Linked DNA regions of Mus musculus: all the other regions are linked to region 3. Evidence: chromatin loops called from intact Hi-C (ENCODE). Cell type or tissue: gastrocnemius. All regions are shown on one strand. Links, peaks and the distances in the headings refer to the core of each region. The heading gives the core; the rest is flanking DNA. Region 1 overlaps Mapk1ip1 (mitogen-activated protein kinase 1 interacting protein 1). Region 2 holds the start of Paox (polyamine oxidase (exo-N4-amino)). Region 3 has its middle 15 kb from the start of Bnip3.

Region 1 (8,234 bases), core at 1,192-6,191, 83 kb after region 3:
TTAAAGGGCAGCAAGAAGCTGTGGGGAGAACAGAAGTGGCCAAGGAAGGCTAGTCATAGCAGTGGAGGCAAGGTGGTCCGGGACAGAGCAGGAAGCTGTTTTCAGGGGGTGAACTCTGATGAGAGGGCTGGCTATGGCCAAGAGCTGGAGAAAGTCATGAAGAAATAGGGCCTTCCATCAGTAGCAGCACTCAGGGTTGTTTCTGAAAGAACTGTCTCTGAGTTAAGTAGGAGGATAAAATGAGCTGCATGTGTCTGGGTGTATGAGAGTAATGGAGAAGAATAAGAGACATGGAGTAGTGAGGATATAGGAATGTCACCCAGATGACACTCCAGAGCATCAGGAGAGTTAAGAGCATATGTATAGTTCTGGGAGGACGTTTTGGGAGGAGCCTGAGGACGGAATTCCAAGCCTGGGAAGAAGCATTCTGAGACTGCTTGCAGAACTGGGGTTTAACTTAAGTTTATCCAGACTCCATGTAGGCATGGGTATCTCAAGTAATGCCAAGTGATCTCGATATTCCTATCTGCCTAATTGTAGCTGCATGTTTAAGTTATGTAGCTAGACAGCACTGTCACATGTGTGTCTGTGTGTACTGGGGTGCTTCTTAATGAAGAATGACAGACCGAATGGACAGAACTGTAAGTAGCTGCCTTAATAATTAGTGGCAGGCAGTATATTTGGCTTACACTTCCACATTATAGTCCATCACTGAAGGACATCATGGCAGGATCCTGGAAGCAGGAGCTGATGCAGGTCATGGAAGTGTGCTGCTTACTGGCTGGCTCCTCATGGCTTGCTCATCCTGCTTTCTTACAGATCCCAGAACCACCGGGACAGAGGTGGCTCCACCCATAATAGGCTGGACTCCTCCCCATCAATTACCAATTAAGAAAATAACAGGTTTGCCCTCAGGTAGATCTGAGGGAGGCATTTTCTCCATTGAGGTACCCTCCTCTCAGATGACCCCACCCTGTCAAGTTGACATGAAATGAGCCAGCATAGGCCAAATTTAACTTTTTAAAATATATGCACATCTATGCCCAGGCCAGAAGAGGGTGTTGGATCCTGTAGCATTGGCGTTATAGGCAGTAGGGAGCTGCGGGACATAGGTGCTCGGAACCAAACTAGGGCCCTCTGGAGGAGAAGCAAGTGCTCTCATGCACTGAGCCATCTCGAGCCCCATCGTTTTCGATTGCTTACTCTAATGTGGAATGGGGTGGGTACCTGCCTTGTTCTCCACCTCCACTCTATCCACTTTTCCTCTCTTGTCTGTTTGTCCTCCTCTCTAAGGATGTGGTTCTGTCCTTAGACCGAGAACCCTTGTGGGTCATTCCTTAGAGACCTTAAGCCACTCTGCTCCAGCCCCTGCCTTCTGTGATCTTAAGGTCTCCATAGCAACTGTTAGTAACTAATGAAACAAATATTGTGTGTCTGTTGAGTGAGACCGACCTAGTCTTTGTGTACAGGAGCTCAGAGTCCATCAGGAGCAGGCCATCTCTGAGCCATCTCTGTCTACTATGTAAGCGGGCTGATAGGAGGGAGTGCATGAGAACTTAGCATGGGGTGGGGTTCTGGGCTTTTAGCCAGAAAGATGGGTGCTGAAGCTGTTGAGTAGCATCTGTGAGCTTGATGGGTGATAGGGGTTGAGGAAGGGGTGAGGGGATAGAGATGGTGCATGTTATCTAACCTTAGACATGGAAAGTTCGGTGGCTTTGGTGCGGGAGTGGAGTAGGTGCACTTCCAAGTAGTGCTGACTGTCATGGCCTAACTGCAGATTGGGTTGTAGAAACTTGCTTGACTCCTGTAGCCGTAAACCAGCACTAACTTCAGTCTAAGCTCCCATCCTGAGTCAGACTTTGGGACTTCTTGGGGCTGGACGGGAACCTAGGGCAGAGGTCAGGTGAGCATAGAGGAGCCCTGGGGACTGAGGGGCAGGGGTCCTGGGACAATTATATGCTTGCTGGAGTTGCTAGTCCAGTTGCCTGCTTCCTTGCCTGGAATCCCTGAGCTTGCTTTTGGCCAGATTCTACTGACTTCTAGAATTTCTAGGGTGTCACCCAGGGTATGAGAAGCAGGTGAATTACCTAATATGTATCCATTGGGTCTGGTAGATGTATGCCATCGGGAAGTCAGAGGCCACTGAGGGCTTAGAGTATGAATCAGGCATTTACTGCTAAGCTCTTCCCATACCCTAGACCATAACCTCCTCTCTAGGAATAAAGATTGACCACAAAGTTCTTAACTTTCAGGATCCTCAAGTCCTGGTGTCAGGAAAAAGCACTGGCCTTTCTACCTACTCCCAAAGCCACGGCATTTACCTATGGGAGTGCATCTGCCCCTTCTGCTGCCCTCTGACCTCCACGGTGCTGTTCCTCCCGTGTCTGAAGGGAAGGCAAAAGTAGAAGCAGAGGCTGAGAGCTGCTGTCCTGCTGACATGGTGGGGTGCAGCTTGGTTTGTTCATCCTGGCTGATGCATGGATAGTCAGGCACTTCTCTGCTCCACATTTTAGAGCAACACAGCAGGCTTTTAATCAGGAGCAGAATACATACTTCATCACATTCGTGCCCAGAGAGTCTCAGAGGCTGGCCTAGAAGCTTGGGGACACTCTCCCTCCCAGTGATAGATACCTGGCTTTGCTTTTCTTTTCTTATTTTAGAAAAACATTGTCAGCTATTTGATGTTTTTGAATCATATTTTAAAGTCAGAGAAAAAAACCACTTGCTCATTTTAAGTGTTTTTCTGAAAAACAAATAATTCACAGATGGAGATAAGTTCATCTCAGGAGTAGAAATACAGCTTCCCGGTATCCCACAATATGGCTTTGTTCTCTAAATTATAAAGTCAGGGCAGCCCAAGAGCAGTGCAGAGCCGAAACGGCGACAGAAGGCATGGAACTGGAGCCACAGACCCAGCGCAGCAACTTGCAATTTTTCTTCACTGGGAACCTATTTGAACTTAAATTATGCACAATAAATGTCAAATCTTTCCCCATTTATCTTAGTAACTGAGGGATCCTGTATATTGGGGAAAGCTCTTTGTACATCAAAGCTCCTTAACAATGCAAGTTGTCTCATCTTCTTGTGGGAGGAAATGTCAGCTTGATTGATGTGATGTGGGGAGTGAGGGCTTCTCTGAGGAGAGCCCCAGAGCACAGGCTCCTCTCTCCTGCCTCAGCTCTGATTGCTTACTCTGTGGAAAGCCCTTTTAGGGCAGCCCCTTCATATTAGCACCTGTCATCTACCCCATGAGTCACCTTTAGAAACAGGCCACCATGAGGATCAGAACCCCCACCAAGCCTAGTGACTCATTACAGTGGAGGATCCTGCCCCTCAGTAAAAATATCAAGGAAGGGACAGATAAGCAAGAATGTGTTTTTCAACAGGCCCCAGGTCCTGTTCTCTGAGCCCTTAGAACTAACACAGTGGGTGCCCAAGAGCTTGGTCTTGTGAACTTGACCTTGGTGCCTGGGACTTACCCTAATGTGTCCGGCTGGAGCAGCACCCCAGGTCCCCGTGCAGGAGCCAGGTGATTATAGAAGGTGTCACCCTAGTGGCCAAGACCAGAAGCCCAACAGTCAGGAATTGAAGCTGTGCCACCAGATTGGAAGTCTCACCTCTCTCCCGCCTCCTCACCCCCCCCCCCCCCATTTGTTAGAGTCTCATGTGGGCCAGTCTGACCTTGGACTCTATGCAGTCCAGGATGACATTGAACTTCTGACCCTACCTGCCTCTGCCTTTCTAGTGCTGGAATTACAGGTGTACTCCACCACACAGGTATATGCTCACTCATAAGTGTGTGCCACCTGTGCCTTTCTAGCGTATCTGAACCAGTCTCTTCATCACCAAGAGTTAGGAGCGACCCTTCCTAGCCTTGAGCATAAGGAGTTAGGAAGGATCCAGAAGGTTAACCAAAATTCTACACAAGCCTTATTTGTGGCTTCAGTGAGATATTTGTTACTGAGTTTCAGAGAGGTGGGAATTGTTTGTGGGGCCCAGTCCATACATACATGTACATACAAACATACGTATGTACATACACGTGTGTGTGTGTGTGTGTATATATATATATATATATATATATTATATGTATATATATGTATATATATTATATATAGGATATAAATATATATATATATTTATATCCTACAAAAAGGGCTGGTACTTCCTTCTCTGGATACATACTCTATATCCAGAGAAGGAAGTACCAGCCCTTTTTGTAGGAGCTTCACTAGGCACAAAGCTGGCAGCATGTGCTTTCTTCATTAGGGAGCTGCTGCCCTCTGCTGGATGAGACAGGGGAAGCAACTCAATGATCACTTTGGAAGTCCTGGAAGAGACCAAATCTGTTTGGAATTATGTACTCACAAAAGCATCCTGGAAAGAGAAATTCCTTGAGATCAGAGGCTGAGCCCTGCCGGTATAAACTGGCAGAATTTATACACACTAGCACACCCACTGTGAGACCCTGGACAGAAACCTTTTATCTTAGCCGTCTGAGTAGGAGTGAGGCCATCAGGGTGCATCCGAGCTATACACATGGCCTAGCGCTGACCTTTGACCTTGGCCCTCACTGCTGCCAGAGATGAGGAAATGGAGAAGGAAGAAGGGAGAGCAGGAAAGGAAGGTGAGTGGAAGCAGGACAGATGTGTGTGTACAGGACAGGTGTGTGTGTACAAGTCTGCATTCCTTGACAGATGGCCTGGCCCAGCCGCCCTCACAAAGCACAATAGGTCTCTACTCTCTGTGGTTCTAGGGAAAACGCAGGGCTGCCTCTGAGGCATGGCTAGTTGTTCTGTGTCTGGCTCAAGGATGAGACTCTTGGGCTCAGGTCTTTCTTTATAGGAGACTTAACTTTGGCCAGGCATCTTGTTTATGGCTGTGAAGTTTTGGTAAACACGTACATGTCCTGATAAAAAACGTATCCCATGAACTACTTGTGGCTTATTATTATTTTGATGTAGAAATCAAGTCTCAACTTAGAGGAGAAGGCAAAGTGTCCCTGTTCTGTGTGAAACAGGAAATTTAGGCGGACTAAGACTCTTGGTCTGATTACATCCATGGCTGTGCCTGCTCTTAGGTCTGAGGTGTTCTGGTTCCTCCCAGGCAGAAGCTAAGCCCACAGTTTGTTTTGGGAGACCTAGTCCATCAGGCAGCTTCTGCCGTAGCGTCTCTCTGAGCTGAAATGTCTGGCCGACCCTTCTTTAATGATCCTTGTCTCCTTTCAGCCCTTATGTTAACCATATGCTGGAGTCACCTTAAGAACCCAACATCTGTCTGATACTATTAGTGAAATTTCCCATGATTCCTCACGAGATATGAGAACTCGCCTAACCCTCACCTAGATGCTGAAGCCAGCCAGGGCATCTCAGGCCCCTTACACCTCCTCATGAGATAATGTGCCGTTTGTCCTTAGGCTAACCCTAATTAATAAATATTTGGTATTTTCCTCATTTACATTTCCAATGCTCTCCCAAAAGTCCCCCATACCCTCCCCCCCACTCCCCTACCCACCCACCCCCACTCCCCTACCCACCCACTCCCACTTTTTGGCTCTGGCGTTCCCCTGTACTGGGGCATATAAAGTTTGCAAGTCCAATGGGCCTCTCTTTCCAGTGATGGCCGACTAGGCCATCTTTTGATACATATGCAGCTAGAGTCAAGAGCTCCGGGGTACTGGTTAGTTCATAATGTTGTTCCACCTATAGGGTTGCAGATCCCTTTAGCTCCTTGGGTACTTTCTCTAGCTCCTCCATTGGGGGCCCTGTGCTCCATCTTATAGATGACTGTGAGCATCCACTTCTGTATTTGCTGTCCTTGTTCAGCTCACGTTTCGGGGAGACTTATGAGTGTAGCTTCTGTTGTTACCAGGAGACAGACTCTTGAAGCAAACTAACTTCCTGATTATCTGGCTCTTAACATCTTTCTGTCCTCTCTTCTACAATATTCTCTGAGCCTTAGGTGCAGGACAGTTTTGTACATGTAGCCACTGGGACTAGGCTTCACAACTCTGCATTTTGATTGGTTGTAGTTTTCTGTAGTCTCCATCTCATGCAAGAGAAGTTTCCTTGATGATAGATGAAGACTGTACCTATCTATGGGTCTAAGGATACGCACATGCTTAGATTATTGTTAGAATTATGGTGGTTTAGTAACTTTGTGGTTATAGATTTTCTTCCAATATCATAACTTCATGAGCACTGAGTAGTTAGCTAGGTTCCCAGTTCCAGGCGTCATTTTCTTCCTTTTGAATTGGTCTTAGGTCCAGCTAGAGAGCTGCTGGTTCCCACCGAGGTATGCGCACCACCACTGCACCCTTTGGGTTACTGCGCCGTGCTGCTTGTTGCTGTGGTTCATAAGTGCCACAGCTGGGCAGGACTGTTGGTTACCTCCCTCCCTTGGAAGCTTGCATGGCTTCTCTTCATGAAAGCTAGCCCTCAGAGATGGCACGTTTACATTTTAGAGAAGTCCAGCTTAGTTTTTCTTCCACAAGTTATGATTTGGCTTTGGTATTGTGTCTAAAAACTCATCACCAAACCCGATGCCACACAAAGGTGTCTCTTACTGTTTTTTTTTCTTTTCTCTTTTTTCTTTTTTAAAGAGATCTTGTGTGTTTATTATGCCCTTGCCTTTAGGTCTACAATCCATTCCCTCTATGTCTAAGTTACATGTTTTTGGCTTGTGGACATTGGAGATTTCAGCAGCTTTTGTGGAATAGACTTTCTTTACATCATTGTTATATCTTAGCTCCTTTGTCAGAGATCTGTTGATTCTTGTGTATGCCTATTTTTAGGCTGACTACTCTACTCCATTGTTCTTATTTATCTTTTCAAGTATAATGCTATTTTGCCTCTTGTCACCATATGAACTTATTTGACGTTAGTTAGTGTCGCTCCTCTGACATTGCTTTCTTGATGATTCTGGAACTCTGATGTTAATTCTTTCGATGCTTATGCAGGGTTATAGTGCTGGTACACAGGAAAGAATCGCTTTTATGTGGTCACTCTGACCTGTAGCCTGGCTGCAATCACTTATATCTTCCAGGAGGTATTTTTGTTGGAATTTTCCACATAGACAATGGGATAATCAGAGTAAAGACTTTTTTGTTTCCTTTGTTGATCTACATACACTTTATTTCCTTTTTTTAAAAGTCTATTTTCTAAAAAAGATTTATTTATTATTGTATGTAAGTACACTGTAGCTGTCTTTAGACACACCAGAAGAGGGCGCCAGATCTCATTATGGATGGTTGTGAGCCACCATGTGGTTGCTGGGATTTGAACTCAGGACCTTCAGAAGAGCAGTCAGTGCTCTTAACCACTGAGCCATTTCTCCAGCCCCACATTTTATTTCCTTCCTGTATTCTTTCATCTCCTGTTGGCTAGGACTGGCTCTGTGATGCTGAGTAGGAGTGGTGAGGTGGGCTCCACAGCCTTGTCCCATCCTGATCTCAAGTGGGAAGAATCTACTTTTTCACCACTACGGAAGAAGGCAACTTTGGTTTGCTTGTTTGGTTTTAATGTTCTTTCTTAATTTGGGAGAATTCTACCCTACTCGAATTTTACTAAGTTACTATAAAACTATCCCTTCTTTTAAAACCAGTTTACAAGACGGTTTTCCAGAATCAGCAGTGGAGACGTTTCTAGAACCACCTCTTCCCTCACTGCTGTTCTGTAGATGCTGTCCTTGCTCTGGTGCCCTATATGCCCTGTGTGCTAGCCCCTCTTCTCTATCCCCAATCTGTCCCCTATGTGCTAGCCCCTCTTCTCTATCCCCAATCTGTCCCCTATGTGCTAGCCCCTCTTCTCTATCCCCAATCTGTCCCCTATGTGCTAGCCCCTCTTCTCTATCCCCAATCTGTCCCCTATGTGCTAGCCCCTCTTCTCTATCCCCAACCCGTGCCCTATGTGCTAGCCCCTCTTCTCTATCCCCAACCCGTGCCCTATGTGCTAGCCCCTCTTCTCTATCCCCAACCCGTGCCCTATGTGCTAGCCCCTCTTCTCTATTCCCAACCCGTGCCCTATGTGCTAGCCCCTCTTCTCTATCCTAAAACATCCAGTCTCCTCTACTTGAGTCTTTTCCAGGCCTTTTCCTCATTTTGATAAAGTGGCCAGATCACTCATGGTTCAGAATGTGATATAATCAACCAGTTGTTTTGTTTTGTTTTATTTAGGGAAAATTTCCCTTTATGAAGCAGATTTAAACAATCAACTTGTTCAGGCCGGTTCTCCATT
Region 2 (8,234 bases), core at 1,397-6,396, 1.2 Mb before region 3:
CAGAAATACCTGACAATGAACTATACACAGCTGAGTACTCCAACAGACTAAACTAGTGAGCCAGCAGGTGCATTCCCTAGAACTCCTGGATGCATACATACTCAAAAGAAGGCTGGACCAAAAATCCAATGAGCTTCTTGAACCAGGTGTCTTGGAGTGAGAGGGCTGTGTCCTGTAAGGGCGATGTATCTTCCCACACCACCTGGATGAACTGGCAGTCGGGCTCCCAGAAGGGCTCTTCAAACTCCAAGAAGATTTTGTTGTTGGTACCAAAGCCTAGTTTTTTGATGGCTTCTGCTTTTTTGGCAGGCAGTGGTGGCTCAAAAAAGGTATCTTGGTGTTCTTTAAGAAAACCTGCAATTCAGAACAGGACGTAGTTTAAGACAGGTCTTGTGATGCATGTCTTTAATCTCAACACACAGGAGGCAGTGACAGGCATGGTTCTCTGAGTTCAAAGCCAGCCTGGTCTACATAATGAGTCCAGGACAGCAGGGGCTACATGATAAAAGGAAGAAGAAGAGGAAGAGGAGGAAGAGGAGGAGGAAGAGGAAGAGGAAGAAATAAGTAAATAAATAAGTTCGGTTTTAACTAGAATCTACATCAACAGGAATCTGTCCTGATTGTCTAGAGAAAAGTGCTTCTAAACATCCCGTACATTCATTCGGGTACCTGGAGACAAATTCCAAAGGCTGGACCTGCCAATCAGAACTCAAGGTTGACTGCTACCATATTGGAGGGAAACTACAGACTCCCTGGTCACAGAGGGACAGTTAAGTGGGACTCTGAGGAACATCTCACTCCTGACTTTCTATCTCTAACTGCCAGTCACACTACTCAGGGGCAGTCTGTGGTAGCCACCACACAGATTTCACGAGGAAGCTTGTCTTGCTCTTTACTAGAAATTGAACCCAGGGCCTCATCCATGCAAACACTCTGCCACTGAATACACTTAGATAAGTCTAAGTAGGGAAAAAAAAGAAAAAAGAAAAACAACCCACAGTCAGACAAACAACAAAGACAACCCAGAGGAGAGAACATTTGCTTGAAACCAGTACGAAAGCAAGAAGGCCTTGAATCCCAGCACTTAGGAGGCATAAACAGGTAGATCTCTGAGTTTGACACAAGCTTGGTTTACACAGTGAGTTCCAAGCCATTCAGGCCTACATAGTGAGACCCTGTCTCAAAAGACAAATTAAAGTTTAAAAAAGGAAGGAAGAAAATCAGTACAACAGGAAGCCTGCAGGGCCATACCCAGGCACATGACAGAGACAGTTCCCGAATACACAGGTCCTGGGAAGAAAAGTCATTCTATCTAGATCTTCAAGAACAAGCCACATAAGCACTTTGAGATTTTCATGTAACACCATCTGAAACAGGGAAGTAAGAACTACCGAGTTCCCACCAGCATTTATTAATAATGGCTTCTCTATACAAGACAGTATCAGCCAGGGAAGGCAGCACAGTGACTCCAGGTGAGGCAGGACGGCTACAACTGCCAAAAATTATGGTGGAGTACTTTTATTCACCTGGAGATCCTTAGCATGAAAACATGAACTCAGCAGCTCAATAAATATCCAGAGCCAAAGAAGGAGAAGAACCAGAGGCCTGTGATGCCTGGGATAGGGATATAGACAGGCAGCTTAATCAGGATAAGTGATTTCTACCTAATGGCACTGTGACAATGACATGATGTGCAGGCAGGCGGGCACCATCTTCACACTCCACCAATACGGGGAAGGTCTCCCCTGGAAAAGCAGCTTCCTGGAAGGACCCATTCCAGTGAATGGTCTTCACCGGCTTGTCAAAAGCGACCGTATCCTTGGGCAAGGAAGCCAGTATGCGGTCGGTAAGTCCTTGGTAGCCACTAGGAGAGACAGAAGTTGATGTGTCTGTGAAACAGGCCCTGGAAGGGGAACTGGCAGAAATAAGCCACCCAAGATGCCACCAGCATCCAGAGGAGCATCGCTCAGAGCCAGAAAGAGAGGCAACCCCTTAAAACACAGAACCATTAACATCTGCATCCGGACTAATGAGGGTCCCATAAGTCAATGAACACAACACTGACTGGTTCCCATGAGAACCGGAGTTCCCCACCACCACACCAGCCCCAGGTTTGCACACTTCCTACATCACAAATCCTATCTCCTAGACAGAAGCCTTGGGCCTGATGTTAGGGGTGTGGGTGGGAGGTATAGGAGACCAGCCCCGCCCAATCAATGTCTTTGTTCCTAGAAGCAAGCACAAGCCTGCCTGCCATAGGGAAGGAGCCTGCTTGGCTTCTCTGCACTTGAAGGCCCTTGAGTAACACCTGGCACAGGAGCTACCCTAGGATATCAGAAGAAATGAGCATTCAAGATACTTCCTCCTCAATTCCCTAGACGAATCTTTGCTTAAACACAACTAGGAGAAAGAGAAACCAATCCCTCTGAATGGGGAGGGCAGTGCCCTCACCTGCCCGCTCCAAGCCTCCTCCTCTCTCCCCTTCTCCCTCCTTTCTCCAGTCTAGTGCCTCTGCCTGGACAGTAGGGACAGAGCTGGCAGGGCTATGGCCCATACCCAGCCAAGATGCAATCCAGCCCAGGCAGCACTGTATACTCCCCGAACGGTGCAAGAGCCACCAGGTCCATGCTGTGGGTGCCGCTCACACAACACTCTATGTTGAAGAAAGTATTCAGGATAGCCAGCTTGCGCTTTCTGGTGTCCTCATCATCCTCGGTCCAGCTAGCCACCTGCTGACTTATCTCCTTCTTCAGGAACTCTCCAACACTGGCCATTGGGGTTTCAGATTCATTCAGGAATTCTCGGGTCCGCTCTATCAGTCCATAGAACAGACGGGCCATCTCTGTCATCAGCTCCAGGCTCACACTTGTTCCAGAGCTGGACCAGATCATGGAGGGCAGGGCCACGTGCCCTCCTGTATCCACAAGCTGGTTCTCTTCCGATAATTCTTTCTCCCCCAGGAGCCCGAATTCTGCAGCCAGCTGGAAGACAGGATTGTCCTGGGAGGGCCCATGGATCCAGTGTGCACCCAGCTCCACTACACCACCTAGGAGGGCACAGGAAATGCTACCTGGAGGCCCTCTCCCCAGAAAAAGCAGCCCCACCCTTTCGCAAGCATACTCTAGGAACACCTTGAGAGTCACATGGTCCCCTTGTATACCAGGACCAAGGGTCCTGTTCCTCAGGGTAAAGTAGTTCCTAAAGGCATGGCTTGGTCAGACCAGATTTCGGGAACTCCTGGGGAGGGGCGAGACAGCCTGTACAGGCTTCCTTCACTTAAGGAGAAACCCGAGAAACCCCAAAGCTGAGCAAAGCAACTGCGGGACCCTAGGTTGCCTTCCCTAGAGAGTACTCTCCTAACTTTAGGCAGTTGACTTTCCAGGCTCAGTGAACGGAGGGTGTGTTCCTTTACTCCGGGAGCCAAAAAAGGAAGGCTTCCTGGCTCAGTAGGAACCGGATGGGGTCTGGGGTCGACCAAGGAGCGGTTACCGAAGCAGCGTTCCGAGCGGATGCGGCCCCCGGCGCTGGCGGTGGCCTCCAGAACCCGCAGGTGTGGAGCAGCCCGGTGGCTGCAGAGCTTCTGCGCAGCGCCCAGCCCCGCGATGCCGCTGCCCACCACCAGCACCCGCGGGCCAGGGAACGCCATGGCTAGCTCAGGGTCCTCCAGAGACCTGGCCTTAGGCGCCTTAGCAGAGGCGGGCGGGGCGGGGCCAGAGGCGGGGAAGAAGGCGGGGTTGTGTAGAAAGGAGCGAGTGAGTGTGCGTGGGACTGGAGGTGGGACGAGGGGCGGGGCCTATGGGGAGCAGAGGAGGGGCCAAGACGGGAGGAAAGCCTTGGTGAACATTCGGAACTGGACTGAAGGAGAGGAGATGGATGTCCCTTGGCCTTCACTGTGTGGTCCACGTAGGCTTGCGGCTCCCAGAAGCGCTCAAGCTCCAAGTGCTCTGAGCAGCCCTCCTCCTGTTTGGACCCGCCTATAGTCTACTTAAGAAGGGTGTGGCTGTAGCTACTACTAGGCAGTGTGAGCCTAGAACCCCATAGAGATGCATAGTCTTCCAGAAGCATCCTTCCTGGTTCGTATCAGAGCATAGAGTGCGCCATAGCTCTAGTCTCCTTTCCACTGGCCTGTCGGCTCACAGTGAATCAACCCGCTTAGAAGATAAGTTCTGTCCTGTAACCATGCTGACCCAAAGCACAAAGACAGGGATCTTGTAAGCTAAGAACACTGTTTTGGCCAACCACTCAGCAGGCTGAGGGGCAAAAATGTCCTTGACCAACGTACTTGATCCCCTCATTCACTCAGAGCTACTAGCTGTGGTATAGAGAAATAAAACTCACTGGTTGTATGCTATGGGGAGGGGGTGATGGCTCTGACATAGATGGGAACTGGGCATAAATCCGCGTCTGAAGAGGATATATGGTAAGGGCAGGAGGCACATGCCCTCCCCTCAGCTACAAAACATCACTCTTGTTCACTTTCTAAGTTAGAGTGTTTAACTGGATCTTGGGAGTTGGGAGTTGAAGCTGCCCTCCCAAGCAAAGATACCAAAAGCATCCCACCCTACATTGAGGAAACTAACCTGGAGACAAAGAGCTACCTGGTCTGGTTCATTAAAAATGCCAGTCTTTAATACTCACTATTTTCCTCTACACAGTTTTAAAACTTCTAACAAGTTGGTTTCACAAGACATAGAAAATCAAGTTGGAGCAGACATGAAAACTTCCCTCCTGCTTGCTAGTTTGCATAGTGTCAAAAGCTGCTATGCAGGCTGCTGTAGGAAAAAAGTTATCAGCGGCATTGCTCTGTGTCAATTCCCACATGCTACAGGACTGTCAGGGACCTTCTGCTGTTTTGCTAAATGATCCTGTTATCAGACTGCCTTTTAAATGTTGGGTTTTGCCTTTAAAATGTTGGGTTTTCATGCTTCTCTCAACCTTGGCCAGAGGTGCTTCTTCTGCAGTGAGCAGCAACTAGTACAGAGACTCACAACTAGTCCGCGAGCTGAGAATAAGTGACCTATGAGTGTACAACATTAAATGAAGTATCTGTCTCAGCCTCCCCACCCCCACCCTCAACGCTCAGGGAACATCAAGGAGAGGAAAGGGAAAGAGTGTAAGATCCATGGAGTGGAGAGATCCCACGTTGCTCTTCCAGAGGACTGGAGTTCAGTTCCCAGCTGAGCACCCACATCAGGTGGTTCACAAGCCCTGTCACTCTGGCTCCAGGAATCCCCCTTCCAGCCTCTATGGGCAACCATGCATGCATGATGTACACACATAAACTAAAAGCTAATAAATATTTTTAAAGTTTTTCTTAAAAATGTAACAACCAGAAGATCAAGACGAATGTTATGAGATGCTGACTTCTGGCCATGAGGTGGCCATGAACATTCTGTAGCAATGATGACCTACACAGTATCAAGCCAAGATCTATCAACATCCTAACAAGCAGCACTAATTAGATTCAGTGAATTACAAAAAGGAGGAGGAGCCACGAAGAGGGAGAGGATATGTTGAAGATGCTTGGGGGAGTGGGAAAGAGAGTTAAAAATAAATATCATCAAGAGATCTCATTTATATGTATGAAAATGTTACAAGGTAAATAAAAGATCCTTTAAAATTCTGTTAATAGAGAACAGCCTGGGACCCAAGTACCCTTCCCCTACAGACTGGATAAGTTAATGTGTATATTTCCTAGCTTCTCTTTAATCTTTTCTACATAATTGGTTTTATGTTTGGGAGGGATCACAATCATGAAAAATGGAGATCTCAGTTAGCCCAGGCTGGCCTGAAACTTGCTATGCATTTTCTGCACTGCCCTCATGGGGTTGCCATGCACCCACCATGCCTGGCCTTTCCTGTACCATTGTGACCCTGCTAGAGGAAAGGCGGAGTCTGCGGTCAAACTGTGAGTAGACAGTTCATTTACTAATTCCTATTTTAATTTCTGTGGGATACAGGAAAGTCGAAGTTGAAACTTTTAACAAAGTGGCTGGTAGTAACACGCTGGGCCTCTAGCGGTACAGGGCAGGGACAGTTTAAACAGCCACATCCCCTGGAAATAGCAAAAGTCATAAAGCTAGCAAGCTGCTTGACACAGTTCCAGCCAAGCTGAGTGGAATGCTGAGCTTGCTGTCGTTCTGTCTGTCTCTCAGTTTTAGGTTTTGGTTTCTGTGTGTTGTGTTCTTGGAGACTTTCTGCATTGTGACTCGTTTTATGTCTTTTCCTGGTTTTATGGAACTAGCTTTAGCCACTATTTGGAAGTCTTCCTTGTGCCTTGAAGATTCTGATAAGCTCAGTGTACTGGCTGGGTTTGTGAGTCAACTCGACACAGCTGGAGTTATCACAGAGAAAAGAATCTCCCTTGAGGAAACGCCTCCATGGGATCCAGCTGTAAGACTTTTTCTCAATCAGAGATCAAGGGTGGAGAGCCCAGCCCATTATGGGTGGTGCCGTCCCTGGGCTGGTAGTCCTGGGTTCTATAAGGAAGCAAGCTGAACAAGCCAAGAGAAGCAAGCCAGTAAGCAGCACCCTCCATGATTTCTGCTTGCACTCCTGCCTCCAAGCTCCCACCCTGTGTGAGTTCCAGTCCTGACTTCCTTTGGTGATGAACAGCACTGTGGAAGTGTAAGCTGAATAAACCCTTTCCTCCCCAACTTGCTTCTTGGTCACAATGTTTTGTGCAGGAATAGAAACCCTGACTAAGACACTCAGATAAGCAAAAGCTAGGCATTTATAATGAGGCCATGATTCCAGGAATCTTCTTGGGGTATCCGCAGCTAAGCAAATTCAAACAGTATGATTGGCACAGGGGTAAACAGAGATAGCTGACAATTCTGACCAAGAGAATTAGTAACAGATCCTTGCTTCTTTTTATGATATGCTTAGAGCTCTCTGAAAATGTAGTTTAAAGAAAGGGGGCTGTACAGAGCATACCCAGGAGGAATAGACGTCAATAAATAAGATAGATTGACTAAAATAACCTTTTCCTACTTTCAAGTGAGATGGTGAAATGGTTCACAATAGGAGTTAGCTGTTTGTATTTGCTGTTCATAAAAAGACTGGCTCAGATGTTTTCTGTGTGTCTGAGATGCTTTTAAAACTGCAGATATTAGGCTAGAGAGATAGTGCAGAGGTTAGGAGCACTGGCTGCTCTTTCAGAGGTCCTGAGTTCTATTCCCAGCAACCATATGGTGGCTCACAACCATCTGTAATGAGAGATCTGGTGCCCTTCCGGCCTGCAGGCATACATGCAAGCAGAACACAGTATACATGATAAATAAATAAATCTAAAAAAAAAAAATACAACCAAGCAAACAAACAAACCTGCAAGTGCTGCCATCCTAAAAGCAGGCTGCAAATAATAAATGTGCTTGCTTTAGTGGAGACATTCCGTAGATTATTTGAACTGAAGTTTAGGGCTAATAATAAAAATAAAATCAGTTCTATGAGTACTTTCTAATTGTGACTGAACTTGTAACCCTGAACGTGTAATGAAAAAAAAAAAAAAATCAGAGAAAACTAATCTAATCTGTGCTCCTGGATGATCATTAGTCTGTCTTTGTTCTGTGAGACGTGTATAAATAAAGCAGCAATCGGATTCCTAGTGAGTCAGAGCTGCAAGGTTCCCCTGACCACTACACCTGACTCACTTCCCTCACCGGCCCCTTATCTCCTCTTGGCCACCCTGTCAATGGGCCAGGGCTGGCCCCAAGCAGACAATAGTGCTTCTTGTCCCCTACACATAGTGCACCGGTCTGAAGCAAAGGCTGCCCTGCAGCTGGGGTCATCATATGCTCATTAAACAGACCACTGGAGAGTATGCAAATACCATGGCATGCTTGTCCAAAGGCAGGAGGGCTGTCCGACACCACAGAAAATATCTTCCAGGTGACTAAACCAAACTGGGATTGTTCGTTTAAAAAAAAAAATAGCCAGCTGGGCGTGGTGGCGCACGCCTTTAATCCCAGCACTCGGGAGACAGAGGCAGGCGGATTTCTGAGTTCGAGGCCAGCCTGGTCTACAAAGTGAGTTCCAGGACAGCCAGGGCTATACAGAGAAACCCTGTCTTGAAAAACCAAAAAAAATAAATAAATAAAAATAGCCATATCAATATGGAATTTTCATGCACTTCACCCACATAACGAGAGCAAGCCAGCGGCTTTCAGCATATTGGCAGAGTTGTACAGCCATCATCACAACTGAGTCCAAAACCCTCTCATCACCCTATTCTG
Region 3 (8,234 bases), core at 2,182-7,181:
AAAGATTTTAAAGATATTGAATCAATGGATTAAAAAAAATCTTTCCCCAAATAAAATTCTAAGCACAGATGGTCTCATTGGCAGCTTCTACCAACCCGATGTGCAGGGGCGAAGACAAAAATCTGTGTGGGTTTGAGTTTTGTTTGGGGGGGGGGAATTTTTTTTAATGTTTTGGCGAGCAAGTCTCGCTATGTAGCTTAGGCTGACCTAAATTCTGCTGCTTCAGTTTCCTAAATGCTAGGATCATGGATGTATGCTACCATTTCCAATTCAAAACTTATTGAATACAAAATATTTACTAGTGTCAAAGCACACAACAATATCAAAAAGTATTACACAACCCTTCAGGGGCTCCTAGCCTCTGTGGGCAGTAAAAATGTTGATCCAAGGGCTAGGTTACATGAAACAGATGACTGATACTTTGAAGGTCAGAGATTACCACTTGCATTATCTGTGTAACCACCAAGCATCTTTGGAATGAATCTATTCTCTAAAATACAACTCAGAGCCTTTAATCCCAGCACTCGGGAGGCAGAGGCAGGCAGATTTCTGAGTTTGAGGCCAGCCTGGTCTACAGAGTGAGTTCCGGGACAGCCAGGGCTATACAGAGAAACCCTGTCTCGAAAAACCAAAAAAAAACAAAAACAAAACAAAAAACAAAAAAAAAAAACAAAACAAAACAAACAAAAAAAAACAACTCAGATCTACACAGCACAGATATGATGCACAGATGGTATACTTTTCTAGGTTGTGTGTGTGAAATTGCTAAAATGTTATGGGACCTTTTATCAGTCACTTTTTTGTCATCATCATGATAGAATACTATTACAAAAGAAAAGCAATTTAAGGAAGAATTGATTCTGGCTTATGGTTTCTGAAGACTTGAGTCTGAAACAGGCAGGCATGGCGGCAAGAACAGGAAACTGAGAGATCACATCTTAACCTCATACAGGAAACACAGGAAACTGAAAGTGGAGAGAGGCTATACTTTGTCCCTCAAAACAGAAATAGCAGCAGCAGCAGCAGCAGCAGCAAAACCTAATTAATCAAAACGAAGCCAAACAAACGAAAATCTGAAACATCAGAAACACTTCACAGAGAATAACATGAACATTCACCCAGGTCATGGTGGCACACACCTTTAATCCCAGCACTAGGGAGGCAGAGGCAGGTAGATCTCTGAGTTAGAAGCCAGCTTGGTCTTCAGAGCAAGTTCTAGGACAGTCAGGACTAAACACAGAAACCCTGTCTTGAAAACACACACACACACACACACACATACACACACACACACACACACACACACACACACACACGCACACATAAAACAAACAAAAGAAAAATAACATGAACAGTAAAGATTTTAAGTATTCTGGGAAACAATGTATACAATTATAAATACATAGCATTAGATCATATTTAAAACTATCTTTTAAAAGCTATCTAAGTAATAGATTACATGGTATAACAAAGAGTAGATTAAAAAGCAGTGGAGAAAGGCTGGGGATGTAAGACAGCTGGTGGAGTGCTTGCCTAGCATACAAGTCCTGAGCATACTTTGGGTGTGGTAGCGCATGACTATAACCCTAGCACTGAAGAAAAAGGTGAAGGTTATATACAGAGCTTGAGGCCAGCCTGTGCTACTCGAGACCTTGTGTCCCAGTTTCATTTCTGGATCAAATACCCTGTCAAAAGCAGTTTTGGGGGAGAAGGGATTTATTCAGCTTACAGTTCCAAGCTATTGTTTCAGCGTTATTGGGAAGCCAAGGCATGAGCTTGAGTGGCTAGTTACACCCATGGTCAAGAGCAGATGTGGAAACTAAGGCACGTACAGCCTGCACCAGTCCAGAGCGGAGCTTGCTAAAGCTGACTGGTGTGTTTGTGAATCTATGAACAGGACGGTCTGGATGGTGTGTCATTATGTGGGTGACTGAAGTCCTTGAAGAGTCATTTCCCTCTAGGTTTGTTTGGGGTTTCTTTGTTTTTGTTGTCTTTGTTGTTGTAGCAAGTGCGCTGTCACTGAGAGGCCCAAGCTGTCATTTTCTCCTGGGAATATTTCTGGTCCTCTGGTTTCCAGTGTGTCTCTCTCCAACCTAATCCACTCACTACTTACATTTGCTAAGGAACTCAGCGCACTTAAGAGCAGCTTTGTTTGCTGTTTGTCTGTCACCCATCCCCCCACCTCTCCATCCCCTCCATTCCTTCACCCCTTATTCCATCCATGCCCTTTGCTCCTCATTTCTTTGTGCCTCCATCCCTATATCCTGTTCATCTTTTCATCTCTCAAGATCCCTTCATCCCTCCATTCCTTCATCCTTCCATCCCTTCATCCATCCATCCATCCATCCTTGCATCCCTCTATCCTTCCATGTCTCCATCCATCCTTCTATCCCTCCATCCTTCCATTCCTTCATCTTTTCATCCCTTCATCCATCCATCCATCCATCCATCCATCCATCCTTGCATCCCTCTATCCTTCCATCCCTTCATCCTTCCATCCCTCCATCCTTCCATCCCTCTCTCCATCATCTCCTCCATTTCTATCATCATTTTCCCCCTGATTTACTTTTATCATGGTATTTTATGGCAGCAACAGAAAAATAAATTAAGACACTGGGGATATAGGTCAGTGTTCCAGAACTTCCAAGTATGTGTGAGGCTTTGACTTCAATACAACACTAAAAAAGATAAGCAAATAGCAAAGATTTTGAAAGATTTATTTTTAATTTTTTTGTTTTATTTTGTGTGCATGGGTATTTTGCCTGCATGCATATCAGTGTGTGACATGTGTGCCTGGTGCTGGTGGAGGCCAGAAGGAAGGGATCCTAGGAGATTGTAGTTACAGATGGCTATAAGCAAGCAGCCTACAGTGCTAGAACTGCCTAAATCCCCTGGAAGAGCAACTGCTGAACCATCTCCCTAGCCCCTTTATTTTGTTTGTTTAAAAAAAAATTTAGATTTATTTATTGTCAGTGAATGCCCAAAAAAGGGCATCATATCCCATTACAGATGGTTGTGAGGCACCATGTGGTTGCTGGGGATTGAACTCAGGACCTCTGTTCATGCAGTGTTCTTAACCATTGAGCCATCTCTCCAGCCCTGTTTGTTTGTTTTAATTGTGTGTGTGTGTGTGTGTGTGTGTGTGTGTGTGTGTGTATGTGTGTGTGCATGAGCACTCATACAAGAGGTAGCGCATGTGCACGCACTGAGTGCAAGTGCCTACAAAGGCCAGAAGCACTGGCGTGGGGGATGGGATTGGACTCTGGTCTTCTGTGAGAGCAGTACATGTTTTTAATGGCTTCCATATATCAGGAGTGGTGACACACTCTTGCAATTCTGAAACTGAAGAGCCTGAGGCAGGAGGATTGGCGGACAGCCTACCTAGCCCATACACAGGTACCAAGGCAGTCAGAGAAATACAACAGGATCCTGCTATTGTTACTTTCCTCTCTGCTTTGACACAAACTCTGACCAAAACAACTTAAGGGCGGGAAGACTGGTTTTGGCTCACAGTTCAAAGGGAAGTCCATCATGCTGAGGGAGGCAGGAAGGCACAGAAGCAGTAGAATGCTAGTGTGATGTGCCCATATCAGCAAGCAGAGGATATTGGCAAACCTGTGCTCAGCTCGGAAAATAGCTCAGACATCGTTTCTCCTTATCAGCCCTGGACCCCAGTCTATGGAATGATATTGCCCACAATTACAGTGAATCATTTCATCTCAGCTTAACTTATCTGTATCACAGGTATGCCCAGAGACTTGTCTTCTAGATGATTCTAGGTCCTATCAAGTTAACTACGCTAATCACAACGTCATCTTAAACAAAACAAATCATACATTTTCAATTTGCGATTGATTTTCACCCCCAGACTAGGGACTGGAATCCACGGATGCAGAAGCAGCAGATGTGGAGAGCTGACGTGATCATGAACATGTCGAATTGCTGCCTGCTTCTGTGGTTTGTTCTTATTTATGGCTGGGTGTTGTGGGTTGGACATAAACTGTCTCCAAAGGCTCGTGTTCTTGGTCGAGCTTGGTCCCAGGTGATCAGAGGGCTGTAAATTCACCAGCAGAGCAATCCACTGACCAGTCCACAGCAGGATAAACTAGAGAGGAAGTAAGTCACTGGGACCAATAAGGGTTTGTGTTGTTCTAGATCTCCCCTGCTCTGCCTTTCCTTCCTGACCTCCTTGTGATGAGAAGCCTTGCCCACCACACAGTTTTGCTGCTGTACCTCTCTTCAAGTCCAAAAGTAACAGAGCAGGATGCCCAGGAGCCAAAATAACTCCTCCTCTGATATTTTGTCAAAGCGATGGAGAGCCCTAAGACACTAGATGTTGTGATGCTGTGTGAAGTTACCATTGTTTGCCTATTTTCCTTTGTAGGGACACTGAGAAACATTCTATTTTGTGTCTGCTCTGAATAAAAATGCAATGGACACTTTTGCACAGAGCTTCCAGTTTGGGGCACTTTTCTTGTGTTATTTTCAGGTTTCTGCATCTTGAACAGCAGAGGGTGTCAGTGAGCCAACAAATAGCCACCTGGAGAGCTCAACTCAGCTCAGCTTTTCCCAGGAGGAAGCAGATCTCAGTGGTCCAACATTTGTTACCATCTTCCCCGTCCTGAAACTTAGGAAGACTTGGGTACACAGATATGAAGACATTTTGACAACTGTAAAAAATTTAAGTAATGTTCTTAATTTATTCTTTTGCTGCTGTTTCCTGGTTTGTTTGCGTTTTTTTGTTTGTTTGTTTGGTTGGGTGTTTGTTTCTTCAGGGTTGCCCTTTTCTTCCTTTGCAGTCATGAGTCCACAAGGTGGCAGGAGAGCGCTTATGTGGGCAGATGCCTGAGCTCTATACACAGGGCTCAGAATTCTCACCCAGATGTGTCTAATGATCAGACAATAATCTATGCCTAAACCTGAAGGTCAGCCATTACTCTTAGCCTTCTCTTTTCCCCTTGAGACAGAGTCTCATTAGGCAGTCCTGGCTGGCCTGGAACTTGCTATGTAGAGCAAGTTGGCCTTGAACTCACAGGCATCACCCTGTCTCTGCTCCTCTGGAGTGCTGGGATTAAAGACATGGACCACCATACCTGGCTACCCTCTGTATTTTTAAGTATATGCAACCAAAATTTACTGCTGTTTGTTTGTTTGTTTATTTATTTATTTATTTATTTTTGCCAATGATCCAGTCTACCCGCAGTGTTTGGCCTAGGCACACCTACTCAAACTGCTGTTACACCTCCAGAATGGTACACCCTACTTCTGTAAAGTGTCACCTTCAGAGACTTGATGGCTTTTCTGATGTGTGGACTCTTGATGGCTTGGGTAATTCCATGGCTATTTTTAAAGGGAATAAATAAGAGGAGCTGACCTCTTGATTTGCATAATTGTGTGTTGTTTCTGGGGCAAGAGGGCAGTGAACCATTTTCTTTCCAGGATCACACAAGGTGCTTATAGAAAGACGAGCTGGGTGGGTCATTACCAGGGACTGTGCATGAAGTGTTTCATCCTTGGTTGGAAGGAGCCCTGCCCCCGCAGGGGATGAGAACAGACAAGTGAATACCTGTGAAACCCTCAAGTCCCTGGGTGGCACATTGTCCAGCTGGGCTCTGTGTAGCTCTGTTCTGGTGAGCATCTTACTCATGGAGGCTGCCCATTGCACCCCTCAGGGGTTTTTGACTATGATTTAGTGGGTTTACTCAGATGAAAGGCTGGGTTTGTTTGGGTTGCTTGGGTGTTTCTCACATCAGATCTTCTGACTCCAGAGACTAAGAAGCTATTAAGACAGCTTCAGCTGCAGAGAAGAAGACCTGGAGCCAATGGGTTTGACAACAGGAGTGGAGCACTGCCTGTGGCCTCCAGAATCATTACAACCTGACAGTTTAGACTCTAAAAGACTTCTGAATCTAGAAGATCTGGGATTCGTCATTTGAACGCATTCGCCAAAAGGGGGTACTGTGCAGCCAAGCTTGGAAGTTGCTGCTCTGTGTACCTGGTTCATGGGTTAGGGGCTCCTTAAATGGATCTTCAAGGCTCAGGATTCAGGTGGTTCCCACAGAAGTAGTCAGGGGGGTCCTGGCTGATGTATTCTGGGGAGCTGCATCTAGGCTGAGAAGTGGTCTGGGGGACTGATGCATGAGGGGAGCAGAGGCAAAACATAAGAGCTGGGGACACAGCTGCCTCTTGTTCTGATGTTCTCTTCCCCTGTGTCCTGTCTCCCCCCCCCCCCCCAGTATCCCTTCTACCACCTACTGTGCTCACACTGGAGTGAACAGCAGAGCAGCATGGTGATGTCTTCCCTCCATGCTGTCTCCACCCAAGAGCAGGGCGCCTGTGCTGTGCTGTGCTGTGCTGTGCTGTGCTGTGCTGCGTTTTCCATCTGAGATCTGGCAAACTTTTGCAGTGCAGGCTCCCTACCCACCATAAATGTAGCTGGAACACCAGCGCTGGCAGCTACTTCCGCTCAGCTGGACAGTAGCCCTAACGCCAAGGTCAGAGGATGTGGAATGGCGTGAGCTGGGGAAACCATGGGGTGGTCTCTTCAGCCACAGCTGCTGCTGTTAAAAGCAAAACAAACACAATGTGGGGTATGATGGAGCACGCCTTTAATCTCAGCGCTGGGGAGGCAGAGGCAGGCAGATCTCTGAGTTCAAGGCCAACCTGGTCTAAAGAGTGAGTTCCAACACAGCCAGGGCTACACGGAGACACCCTGTTTCAAAATAACAACTAAACCCCTACTGTAATACATAAACATCAGAAACCATTACTTCTGTTTTTAAGATTTTTGGTCTGAGATTTGAAGACATCTGTCCTGTGAAGACTACATCTTCTTAAGATAGCACATGGCCCGAAATGCAGTTAACAAGGGAACAGTGCCAAGGAGTCAGGAGAAAATGCTTACTGCTCTGTCTGGGGCAAAGGGCCAGGCTGCGGCCTGGGCAGGGAGAGTCCTGCCAGGAGACTGGGGCAAGACTGGGTAGTAGCTGAGCAGGACAGATGTGGGAGAGTTCAGAGGAGGGTTGTGTGAGGAAGACTAGAGTCCGCATCGCCAGAACCTGCACACTCATATTCATGGAGGCCGTGGCGGTAACAGCCAAAGCTTGGAAGCGCTGAGGTATCCTTCAGGAGGCGAAGGAGTATACATCCTGTTGCACCCAGACAATGGAAGCGTGTTCAATTATGAGCTGCCAAGCCAGGAAAAGACATGGAACAATATTACTGGAAAACACCCGAGTTCAGTTCCCCGTACCCACATGTCAGCTCACAACTCTGTAACTTCAGTTCCAGGGGATCTGATGAAGATCCAGGGCGTCCTCCGGCGTCCTCTTCCATGTCCACTTCATGCATCTGAGGTACAGATGGACATGCATGTAGGCATAACACTTACCCATACCCATGAAAAAAAATCTTGAATATAAAACAGAGAATACATGTCTAGGCTGAGCATGATGGCACACACCTTTAATTCCAGCACCAAGGAAGTGGTGACAGGCCAATCTTTGTGAGTTCAAGGCCAACCGGATCTACATGAGTTGCAAACTAGGCGGGGCTACATAGTGAGACCCTTTCTAACATAAACAAACAAACAAACAAAACAAATACTGAGAGAAGCCAGACTGAAAAAGTTATGCTGTAGGCTCCTATCGGTGCCATTCTGGAAAAGATAAGTCTGTAGAGAAAGGAAAAAAAAAAAAGTGGTGTTACCAGGGGGTGGGATGTTGAGACAGAGGGCAGGGACTTAACACGGTAATCCATTCTGCATGAGTCAGGTCCAGAGAGCAGGCAGCAAAAGCAACATGGACCACAGGTCCACTGGTGACTCCATAGTTGTGTGGTTTAACAAAGAAAAACGCTCTGGTGAGGATCCTGATAGAGGAACTCGTGTGTACGTGTGTGTGTGTGTGTGTGTGTGTGTGTGTGTGTGTGTGTGTGTGTATGTGTATATGTATGTGTGTATGTATGTGTATGTGTGTGTGTATGTGTTTGTATGTGTGTGTATGTGTACATGTGTGTGTATGTATGTGTGTATTTATGTGTGTGTATGTGTATTTATGTGTGTGTATGTATGTGTGTGTATGTGTACATGTGTGTGTATGTGTGTGTATGTGCATGTGTGTGTGTATGTGTGTGTGTGTAGGGGGTGGTCAGGGGCATTTGGAAAATCTTTCTCCTTGATGCTTACTCTTTCTACAAAACTGAAAAGTTTGTCTTTGTAAAATAAGCATATGACA

Evidence for each region. Hi-C counts contacts between places; a loop is a spot of excess contacts. Peaks named below come from ENCODE experiments on the same cell type or tissue, not always from the same donor. Only the 100,000 strongest peaks of a DNase experiment are listed, where the experiment ranks them.
Region 1: it touches region 3 in a loop (13-fold over the local background); 39 of 42 quality-filtered maps call a loop at or near these places.
Region 2: a loop joins it to region 3, with 5 times the contacts of the local background. A loop is called at or near these places in 4 of 42 quality-filtered maps.

What each region holds. Positions count from the first base shown.
Region 1 is chr7:138,836,970-138,845,203 of GRCm38, reverse strand. Mapk1ip1 (mitogen-activated protein kinase 1 interacting protein 1) reads left to right here. Exons shown (of 2, transcript NM_001045483.1): 2 at 8,174-8,234. Among named protein-coding and RNA genes, the nearest start is that of Mapk1ip1, 5.2 kb to the left of the region's middle. In gastrocnemius, for the core only: a CTCF peak has its summit at 4,303 (motif pointing left); DNase peaks (open chromatin) are centred at 1,595, 3,545, 4,288 and 4,544; H3K4me3 peaks cover 964 bases; H3K27ac peaks cover 2,559 bases.
Region 2 is chr7:140,121,138-140,129,371 of GRCm38, reverse strand. It overlaps Paox (polyamine oxidase (exo-N4-amino)), which reads right to left and starts at 3,687. Exons shown (of 7, transcript NM_153783.4): 1 at 3,490-3,687; 2 at 2,557-3,046; 3 at 1,665-1,864; 4 at 102-354. The coding sequence starts at 3,646. In gastrocnemius, for the core only: no CTCF peak of the experiment used is centred there; a DNase peak (open chromatin) is centred at 3,747; H3K4me3 peaks cover 1,610 bases; H3K27ac peaks cover 1,713 bases.
Region 3 is chr7:138,920,521-138,928,754 of GRCm38, reverse strand. No RefSeq gene overlaps it. Among named protein-coding and RNA genes, the nearest start is that of Bnip3, 15 kb to the right of the region's middle. In gastrocnemius, for the core only: CTCF peaks have their summits at 4,602 and 4,806 (motif pointing right); a DNase peak (open chromatin) is centred at 4,869; H3K27ac peaks cover 778 bases.